Linked DNA regions of Homo sapiens: region 2 is linked to region 1. The links are chromatin loops, found by intact Hi-C in ENCODE. Cell type or tissue: heart right ventricle. All regions are shown on one strand.

What was found. A loop is a pair of places that touch in the nucleus more often than their neighbours do. Peaks named below come from ENCODE experiments on the same cell type or tissue, not always from the same donor. Only the 100,000 strongest peaks of a DNase experiment are listed, where the experiment ranks them.
Region 2: a loop joins it to region 1, with 12 times the contacts of the local background. A loop is called at or near these places in 53 of 110 quality-filtered maps.

Annotation. Positions count from the first base shown.
Region 1 is chr11:75,801,090-75,806,089 of GRCh38, forward strand. It overlaps DGAT2 (diacylglycerol O-acyltransferase 2), which reads left to right. Exons shown (of 8, transcript NM_032564.5): 8 at 1-445. Among named protein-coding and RNA genes, the nearest start is that of UVRAG-DT, 11 kb to the right of the region's middle. In heart right ventricle, a CTCF peak has its summit at 2,334 (motif pointing right); DNase peaks (open chromatin) are centred at 836 and 2,322; H3K27ac peaks cover 946 bases.
Region 2 is chr11:76,315,929-76,320,928 of GRCh38, forward strand. LOC105369395 (a long non-coding RNA gene) reads left to right here. Exons shown (of 5, transcript XR_950333.3): 5 at 4,552-4,731. Among named protein-coding and RNA genes, the nearest start is that of THAP12, 63 kb to the right of the region's middle. RefSeq lists an enhancer at 3,141-3,200. In heart right ventricle, CTCF peaks have their summits at 3,034 (motif pointing left) and 3,238; a DNase peak (open chromatin) is centred at 3,033; H3K27me3 peaks cover 795 bases.

The DNA of each region.
Region 1 (5,000 bases):
CCAGGATGAGGATGGGGGTGGCAATGACACCCTGCAGGGGAAAGGACTGCCCCCCATGCACCATTGCAGGGAGGATGCCGCCACCATGAGCTAGGTGGAGTAACTGGTTTTTCTTGGGTGGCTGATGACATGGATGCAGCACAGACTCAGCCTTGGCCTGGAGCACATGCTTACTGGTGGCCTCAGTTTACCTTCCCCAGATCCTAGATTCTGGATGTGAGGAAGAGATCCCTCTTCAGAAGGGGCCTGGCCTTCTGAGCAGCAGATTAGTTCCAAAGCAGGTGGCCCCCGAACCCAAGCCTCACTTTTCTGTGCCTTCCTGAGGGGGTTGGGCCGGGGAGGAAACCCAACCCTCTCCTGTGTGTTCTGTTATCTCTTGATGAGATCATTGCACCATGTCAGACTTTTGTATATGCCTTGAAAATAAATGAAAGTGAGAATCCTCTATGAGTTATTGCTGGGGCTGCATCTGCATCTGCTGCTGACACCTGGGGAAGACTGGGTCCCCAGCTGGCTGCCCTCTGAGCCCTCTAGCCCCTTGCACCTTTGGCCCACATGACCCTGCCATGGTGTGTAAGTTACCTGTCACTGTGTAACAAACTACTTCAGAGCTCAGTGGCTTCCAACAGCATCTGTTGTCTCCCAGTTCCAAGTCACGATTTGAGGCTTGGCTTGGTCCTCCACTCAGGGTTTCTCACAGGGCTGCAGTTGTCTTGGAGCCGGGCTGAGGAAGGATCCACTCCCAAGGCCGTTCCTGCAGTTGTTCGCAGGATTGACTTCCTCACTGGCTGTTGACAGAGGCCACTTTCAGTTCCTTGCCACATGGGCCTTTCCATGGGGTAGCTCACGGCACACCAGCTTACTTAGCAAGAAGAGCCAGTGAGTGGAGTGAAGTGTGCGAGCAAGACGGAAGTCCCAGGCCCTTATAACCTAACCTGGGAAGTGATATCCTGTCACTTTTGCCATATTCTGTTCATTAAATGAACATTGCTCGGTCCAGCTCCCACTGGACGGGAGGGGATTACACCAGGGAATGGATGCCAGGGGGCAGGGGTCATTGGGAGCCACTTGACATGATGCCTACCATGTGGTAAAGGGCTCCTGTCCAGCTGGGGGGCCCTTGGGTGGCTGAGCTGGAAGGCTCCTTATGGGTCACTCAAGCTGTGTTCCCTGCCCCTGGCCTCAGCTCTACCAAAAAGGCAGAGGCCTGGCCTGCTGTCACCCTAGCGATTACAAGATGCCACCTCTTTTCTAATTCCTTTCTGTTCAGTGAGTACTAAGCACCTGGGAACCCTTCCTAGCCGAGACCAAAGGACCTTGTTCTAACTTCCTTACTGCCAGAACTGTCCTGCCTGTCCTTGCTGTTCATCCCCCTCAGGGCCAACTCCTCTGTGCCAGAAACTGTGAGAGAGCTACTTGGGAGCAGAGACAAACATTGGGAACAGCTGAAGATACGCAGGGTGGCCAGAGCTGTGCCAGAAGCCCCAGCCTGCCCGGGGGTGCGTCACTGAGGAAAGAACGCCTGAGCTGGGCCTTGAAGGGCGGCTGAGAGTCGCCAGGAAAGGAAGGCAGTGAAGGGCAGAGCAGTAGGGGAAGGATAGGGAGGCCTGATTGGAAAAACATTGCCGGTTTGAAAGATGGAGGAGGCAGAGACAGCAGTGGGGCTTAGCTTGGAAGGGTGGGGAGCTGGTGTCTCCAGAGTTTCTATGTGGGCAGAAAGGCAGAGCAGTGGGAGGAGTGCTGGGAGGGGACAACAGAGGCTGGCTTCTAGCGCCAGGCAGGCCTCAGGCTAGAGTGCTCAGGTCAGAGGATAGCCATTTCCTTTCGGATGGGGTAAAGGCCTTTTTTCTGGTGAGGGTCTCAGCATCACCCCAGCCCCAGCCTGAGGCTGACCCAAGGCTGGACTGCAACCTCAGTCTCTGGCTTCAAGTCAAGCCCTGGCCCTAACGAAGCTACTCCACCAAGGTAGGCTGTTATTCTCAAGCACTGCTTTTTGTGAAGAGTGAGCACCTTCTGTGTACTGGGGAACTCCGCCATCTGCCTAAGAAGAACAGGGACAATAACTGGGTCCCAAATCTCAGACAGATGCCCTCAGTGGCCTGATCAGAGCTGAGACCACCCTGGTCTTAAGCTGTGCATAGGGCAGGGGGGACTCTGATAGGTTCTGTGAACATTGCCTTGGGATGGGAGTTGTTACCTTGGGAGAAGGAACTGGAACCGCCTTTCCCCCGAAGACCACCTGCCCCTGGGTGTAGTGGTGAGGGCAGCACTTTGAGACTGAAGATGGTCAGTTCCATGATTCTGTCTGTGGTTCCCAGATACAGCCACAAGGGGGCACTGAAGATGGCTCTCAGGCATAGGCCACACTGCGACTTAGGCTTGCTTTCCACATTTTCACATCTCTCCAGCTCCTTACCCAGGCTAAAAGCTAGGGTGTTTCACAGATAAAGATATTTATTAGGTCAAATTGGCTTATCACGTTGTTCAAATATCCTCTTTCTTTGTTGGTCTTCTGCCTAATTGTTCTATCCATTATTCAGAGCAGGGTATTGAATTCTCCAACTGTTGTTATTGATTGATGTCTCCCTCCAGTTCTGTCAGTTCTTGCTTCATGTGTTTTGGGACTCTGCCGTTACCTGCATGCGTGTTTATAACATGTTTATGTTATGTCTTCCTGATGAATCCACGCTTTATCATTATAAAATGCTGCTCTTTGTAGTAACAGTTTCTGTCTCTAAGTTTACTGTGTATAACCTACATTGGTACAGCGACCCCAACACTCTTTTGTTCCTATTTGCATGACATGTCTTTTCTATCCTTTCCCTTTCAACTTATTTGTGTCTTTGAATATAAAGTGCGTTGTAGACATAATAGTGTTGGATATTTTTTATATCCACATTTCTACTCTTTGCCATATGATTGTTTAGTCTCTTTACATTTAATATAATTATAAGGTGGGATTTACATCTGTCATTTTGCTATTTGTTTTCTGTGTGTCTTATTTTTTTATTCCTCACTCTTTCCATTACTGCCTTCTTGTGTGTTAGACAACTGTTTTCTAATATACTATTTTAATTATCTTCTTGTTTCTGTATATTTTTGAGTTATTTTCTTAGTGGTTGGTTGACACTTTAGTCCAGATTAATACAAATTAAGATTAACATCTTAATTTCTCCATCATTTGGACAGGGTAGCTTGAGAGAAAAGAGGGGCAGGCCATATAAGAATGGTGTAGTGGGTTGAATAGTGGCCCACACAATATGTCCACATCCTAATTCCTTGAACCTGTGAATGTAGTCTTATTTGGAAAAAAGGGCCTTTGCAGATAAAATTAAGTTAAAGATTTCAAGATGAGGTAATACTGAATATCTAGGTGGGACCCAAATTCAATGATAGGTGTTCTTAGAAGAACAGGCCAGGCGCAGTGGCTCATCGCTACAATCCCAACGCTTTGGGAGGCCGAGGCAGGAGAATTGCTCAATCCCAGGAGTTCGAGACCAGCCTGGGCAATGTAGTGAGACCAGCCTGGCCAACATGACAAAGCCCCGTCTCTACTAAAAATACAAAAATTAGCCAGGTGTGGTGGTGCACACCTGTAGTCCCAGCTACTTGGGAGGCTGAGGCACAAGAATTGTTTGAATCCAGCTGGGCGCAGTGGCTTACGCCTGTAATCCCAGCACTTTGGGAGGCTGAGGTGGGCAGATCACCTAAGGTCGAGAGTTCCAGACCAGCCTGACCAACATGGAGAAACCCCGTCTCTACTAAAAAATACAAAATTAGCTGGGGTGGTGGTGCATGCCTGTAATCCCAGCTACTCGGGAGGCTGAGGCAGGAGAATCGCTTGAACCCGCTTGAACCTTGGAGGTTGCAGTGAGCCAAGATCACGCCATTGCACGCCAGCCTGGGCAACGAGAGCGAAAGTCCGTCTAAAAAAGAAAAAAAAAAAGAATGTTTGAACCCGGGAGGTGGAGGTTGCAGTGAGTGGAGATTATGCCACTGCACTCCAGCCCGGGCAACAGAGCAATACTCTGTCTCAAAAAAAAAAAAAAAAAAAAAAAATAGAGGCAGAGATTGGGAGTTGTGTAGGCATAAGGCAAGGAACACCTGGAGCCACCAGAATCTGGAAGGGGCATTGAAGGATTCTCTCCTCGAGCCTTCTAAGAGAGCACAGCCTTTGATTTTGGACTTCTGGACTCCAGAACTGTGAGAGAATAAATTTCTGTTTTAAGCCACCCAGTTTGTGTCTTAAACTAATACAGTGACTTTAATATATTTATACCACCTGATAGAGAAGTTGGACCAGAGGATGACAACCTCTAGTCTTCTCACAAATCAAATATTTCACTTTTGTTTCCATGGGGTGGACTGCAAGTTTGGAAGACACTCTTCCCTAGTACTTCTGAGAGGGTGGAATATTTTCCCATTTAAAGAGTTATAATGGGATTATGAGGAGGAGAAAAGTGGAGACTTCCCCGACCCCCTGCTTCCACCACCATTTTTACAGCAAACGCATGCTTCATATATTTATTTCAAACTTCTTTTTCATATTCCTGTTTCCCTTCCTTGCAAACTCTTTTTCAAAATATTTTTTACCACTTTCCGTTTAGGGAGTTTTGTTTCATATATTTTCATCTAATTTTTTAAATCATACATACACATTTTATTTCTTATGTTTTTTATGTATCATTAAATCACACTAACATACATCTTAAAAAGTTTCTTCTCTGAAGTATCAAATGATTTTTGAGATTTATATTTACTTTTGATGAAAACTAATATGTCAAAGTATTTTTCTTCTATTAAACATGAACAGTATATCTTTTCATTCAATGTATATGATATAAAAATATATTCCAAGAAAGTATGACTTCGCTATATAAATGTATTGAAAATATATGCAGTAACACTATTTCATTAGAGGCAGTAAAATGTAGGATTAACAACACTGGAGTTAGACTGCTTTAGAATCCCAGCTCGAAACTCAGAACATGTGACTGCCT
Region 2 (5,000 bases), 510 kb after region 1:
AGGCTGGGCATGGTGGCTCACGCCTATAATCCCAGCACTTTGGGAGGCCGAGGCGGGTGGATCACTTGAGGTCAGGAGTTTAAGACCAGCCTGGTGAACGTGGTGAAACCCAGTCTCTACTAAAAATACAAAAATTAGTTGAGTATGATGGTGGGTGCCTGTAATCCCAGCCACCCAGAAGGCTGAGGCAGGAGAATCACTTGAACCCAGGAGGCAAAAGTTGCAGTGAGCCAAGATAGCGCCACTGCACTCCAGTCTGGTGATAGAGCAAGACTCTGTCTCAAAAGAAAAAAAAGATGGGCCAGGCGCAGTGGCTCAAGCCTGTAATCCCAGCACTTTGGGAGGCTGAGGCGGGTGGATCACGAGGTTAGGAGTTGAAGACCAGCCTGGCCAACATGGCGAAACCCCATCTCTACTAAAAATACAAAAATTAGCCAGGCGTGGTGGCAGGTGCCTGTAATCACAGTTGCTTGGGAGGCTGAGGCGGAGAACTGCTTGAACCTGGGAGGCGGAGATTGCAGTGAGCCGAGATCGCACCACTGCACTCCAGTCTGGGCGACAGAGCGAGACTCTGTTTCAAAAAAAAAAAAAAAAGAAGAAGAAGCTGCAGCTGCCCAGCCAAAGAGGCTGCACCAAATGACCACCAAAGGGCTCCCTAAAGGATCTGAACACTTGCCTTGGAAGAACAGGAGGGAGTGTGCTTTGTGCCGTAACCAAGTCAGACTTTTCAGGAGTTCTTGGTTCTGGGCCTGTGTTCGTTGTGGGATGTGGGCAGGCCCAACCCTTTCTGAGCCTGAGACACCAAGGGCCCTTCTACCTTTGACTTCTATGTAGCATCAAAACTGGGCACCCAAATACAGAGGCCCCTTGGGGGACTTCAGGCTAAAATTTCCCTTATTGATGCCTAGAGAGGAACAGGGATAAGATCAAGGTCATGCAGCAAGTTGAGGACACTCCCATCATTGGTACAGTGACCTAGAATCCTGAGTCCACTCTGCTGGCCTCTGCGTTTGCCCTTCCATGCTCCTGGGTTTTTCTGCAACAAATATTTGCAGTTTGTTACCATGGTTTTTTGTTTTGTTTTGTTTTTTTCTGAGGCAGAGTTACTCTGTCACCCAAGGTGGAGTGTAGTGGTGCAATCTTGGCTCACTGCAGCCTCGACCCGCCAGGCTCAAGCAATCCTCCCACCTCAGTAGCTGGGACTACAGGTGCATGCCACTGCTCCCAGGTAAATTTTGCATTTTTAGTAGAGATGGGGTTTTGCCATGTTGGCCAGGCTGGTCTCCAACTCCTGGGCTTAAGCGATCCGCCCACCTCAGCCTCCCAAAGTGCTGGGATTACAGGCATGAGCCACTGCACCCAGCTCGTTACCACATTCTGCCCACCTATCTTCATGGGCAGCCCATCACTGCTTACTTCTTGCTTCCAGGCACCCAGCCTACTGACCACAGGGCCCCTTGAAAGGCCTTGGTATTAACATTTTGGCCGGGCCTGATCCCAGACCATGTGCTGCTTGCCCCACTGGGCCTTGCCTCTCCCTGGATCACTGGGTCGGCCTCTTGGCTGGCCTCCAGCTGCTGGTCTCTACCTCACAGCAGCCACAGAAGTGCTTCTGGTACTCAAGTCTGCCCAGGTCCCTGCCTGACTTGGAACAACTGGAGACTTCCCATGCTCTAAAACAGGGAGGGAACCTGACTTCTTGAGGGCGCAGGCACCTGAGTGGCCTCCTGATAGCTCCACATTAGCTTTGCTCAGACCCTGGGAGATTTGGCCGCTGCTGCCCTGTAGCTCCTGGGAGCAGTCTCACCATGCTGAGCCCATCCCTTTAGCTGCCTGTGGCCTTGCTATGCCAGGCAGCCTGATGAGCCTGGTTTCTATCACTCTCTTGCTGTGTGACTTTAGGCAAGTCACCTCTCCTCTCTGTGCTTCACTCTCTTCTGCAAAACAGAGTTAGTAATTCCAGTGTGACCCCACCAAGCTGTTGTTAGGATTTCGAGGCTGTGCATGGAAGTACCAGCACGGTGCCTGGCCCATTGCGGTGTACCGTGATCTGGTAAGGATGCTCTCAGAGTGCACCTGTCATTCAGTCATTCATCCAAAAGGACAGCACAAAGCTCCCATGGGGGCCAAGCCCCGTGCCACGGGGAGCAATGTGAATCAGGTGCCAGAGTCCCCACCCTGAAGGCGCTCTGGGTGATTCAGCAGAGAAGATGGGTGCAGGGACCCTCAGTCACACAGTGTGGTCACAGCTGTGGCAGCCCAGAAGGGGCACCTAAGCCCCCATACCTTGGAGGACCCCACTGAGTCATGGAAGGTGAGAAAGAGTGCGACATTAGGATCGGCATGGATAAGTCATGACGGCCAGGGTGAGCAGGGGCCTGGGAGCCCAGAGCAGATCTGCATCTGCTAAGCAGCATTTAGGGATGATGGGGGGCAGGGAAGGGTTTAACGGAGTGGGGGTGGTGATCGCTGGATCTGTGTGTGAGGGAAAATCCCTGGGCTGGGTGGGGGATGGATGGGGTGGGGAAAGGTATGGGCAGGCATGGAAGAGACAACACAGCCATCTGTGAGGAGGCTGGGACAGTGGTCCAGGCCAGGTAGATGGTGGGAACCGAGAGGAGAGGGGGCAATGGGGAGGGCAAGAGGAGGCAAACGGGAGGGATTTAGGAGAGGGAAGGGATGGGATGAACTCCCACATCAGGCACTGGAACCACCCCTGAGCTACTAACCCATTCAGTGACTCAGGCAAGCCCCTCCCCCTTGGGGGCCTCAGTTTACCTACATGTGAAATAGGACATGGGCCAGAAAATCCCTGGAGGCCCTCTCTACTCACACATCCTGTGGCTCTGTAAAGCAAGTGGCCTTCCCTGCTTCTGGAGGAGGAGGAGCAAAGCCCATCCCCACCCTACCCCTCCAAGCCTCATCCCTGGAGATGGGGCCCAAGCCCCAGGGCCAAGTGGGACAAGGGGTCTGACCCACTTAGGTGAGGGCAGGTAGCAGCGCCCTGGAGGCTGCATACACAGAGCTGCAGCGCCACCTACTGTCCATGTGGGAAGAGGCCACCAGTCCCAGGAGCCCGGCTCTGACCTAAATAAATCCCAGTGGACTGAAGCACAGCTAAGAGTTCCTACCTGGGCCCACTGGCCCAGTTCCCTCCCCGCCACCCCCAGGTCTCTCCAGATGGCTCGATGAATGCAAGATGCTTCCTTCTGTAATGGATTCTGACCACATCATTCTCTTGCTCAGAAACCTTTCATGGTTCCTCACTGCCCTTGGAGTCCATGCTTGCTCCTTAGTTGGCATTCAAGGCTCTTCCCATCCGGGCCTCTGCTGACCTCTGATGCCCCATTTCCTATACAGCAAAATACTCACCAGCTCCTTAAACGTTCCATACTTTCCCCAGTCTTGTGGCTTTGTATTAGGTTGGTGCAAAATTGCAATTTTTGCCTTTAGTCAACAGCAAAAACCACAATTACTTTTGCACCGACCAATATATATTCTTTTTTTTTGTGTTGAAACAGAGTCTTGCTCTGTCGCCCAGGCTGGAGTGCAATGATGTGATCTCAGCTCACTGCAACCTCCACCTCCCAGGTTCAAGCAATTCTCCTGCCTCAGCCTCCCGAGTAGCTGGGATTACGGGCACACCTCACCACGCCCAGCTAATTTTTGTATTTTTAGTAGAGACGAGGTTTCACCATGTTGGTCAGGCTGGTCTCGAACTCCTAACCTCGTGATCCACCCACCTCGGCCTCCCAAAGTGCTGGGGTAACAGGCGTGAGCCACTGCGCCTGGCCCCCGATATATATTCTTGCCTCTGCTTGAAATAACTTTCTCTGCCTTCTTGGCTTAAAAACCAGTGCAGGCCAGGCGTGGTGGCTCACACCTGTAATTCCAGCACTTTGGGAGGCCGAGGAGGGTGGATCACTTGAGGCCAGGAGTTCGAGACCAGCCTGGTCAACATGGTGAAACCCTGTCTCTACTAAAACAACAAAAATTAGCCAGGGGTGGTGGCACATGCCTGTAGTCCCAGCTGCTCTGAGGTTGAGCAAAAGAATTGCGTAAACTGGGAGGTGGAGATTGCAGTGAGCCGATATGGTGCCACTGCACTCCACCCTGGGCAACAGAGCAAGACTCCATCTCAAACAAAACAAAAAGTGCCAGTGCAAAGTCACCTCCTCCATGAGTTGCCTTCCTCAATATACCTTTCTCCCCAAGTTCACTACTGGGCACACAGCCTGCTCTCGATAAAAGTTCAATCCCATCTTCCTCTGGGTCCCCATAGTTCCTGTGCTGTCCTTTATCCCTGCATAGGCCAGGAATGTTTCTGTACCCATCTCTTGCCCTCCCCAGGCTCTGAGCTCAAGGGAAGAGACTGTGTGTGACCCATTGCTTCTCAGCATAAGGTCTGGTGTTCAATACATTTGCATTTATTAAGCATCTACTATGTGCCATTAGACTAGATGTTTTCCCGTGCTTTACCTCATTATAGACTTAAGTCACCTGTGTTGAACATGGGAGTCTTGACCACTTTGTTCCTGCTCTTCCTGTCAGCCAAAATGCCTTCCCATGAGCTTGCCACATAACCATGGGTGGCTCACTGGACTTTCATCTGGGCAAAGAGAAGGGTGTGCTGACACTACTCATGGCTCCTTCATCTGGGACCTACCCAAATCCCGTGGCTTTGCTCACAATCATCTGATCCTGTTGTGCCCAAGATGCCTGCTCCCATGCCTGGATACCTGCTGCAGCTGCTCCAAGCCAGGACCCTGCCAATCTGTCATTTTAGATCTTCAGCTCTGGGTTGGTCTTCCAGGTGCCTCTGCCTCCCAAGGAAACCCAAGGAACTCCGCCAGAAAGGGAATGCCTAAAAGAGCAGCAGTGGGGACTGTAGGGGTCCTCCTGCCTGCCCCTTTGTTATCCAGAGTGGGGCCCTGACTTGCCTGAAGTCACACAGGGACTCCGGTATTCCAATCCTCGGCCTTAAGATCGCTGCTATCCGG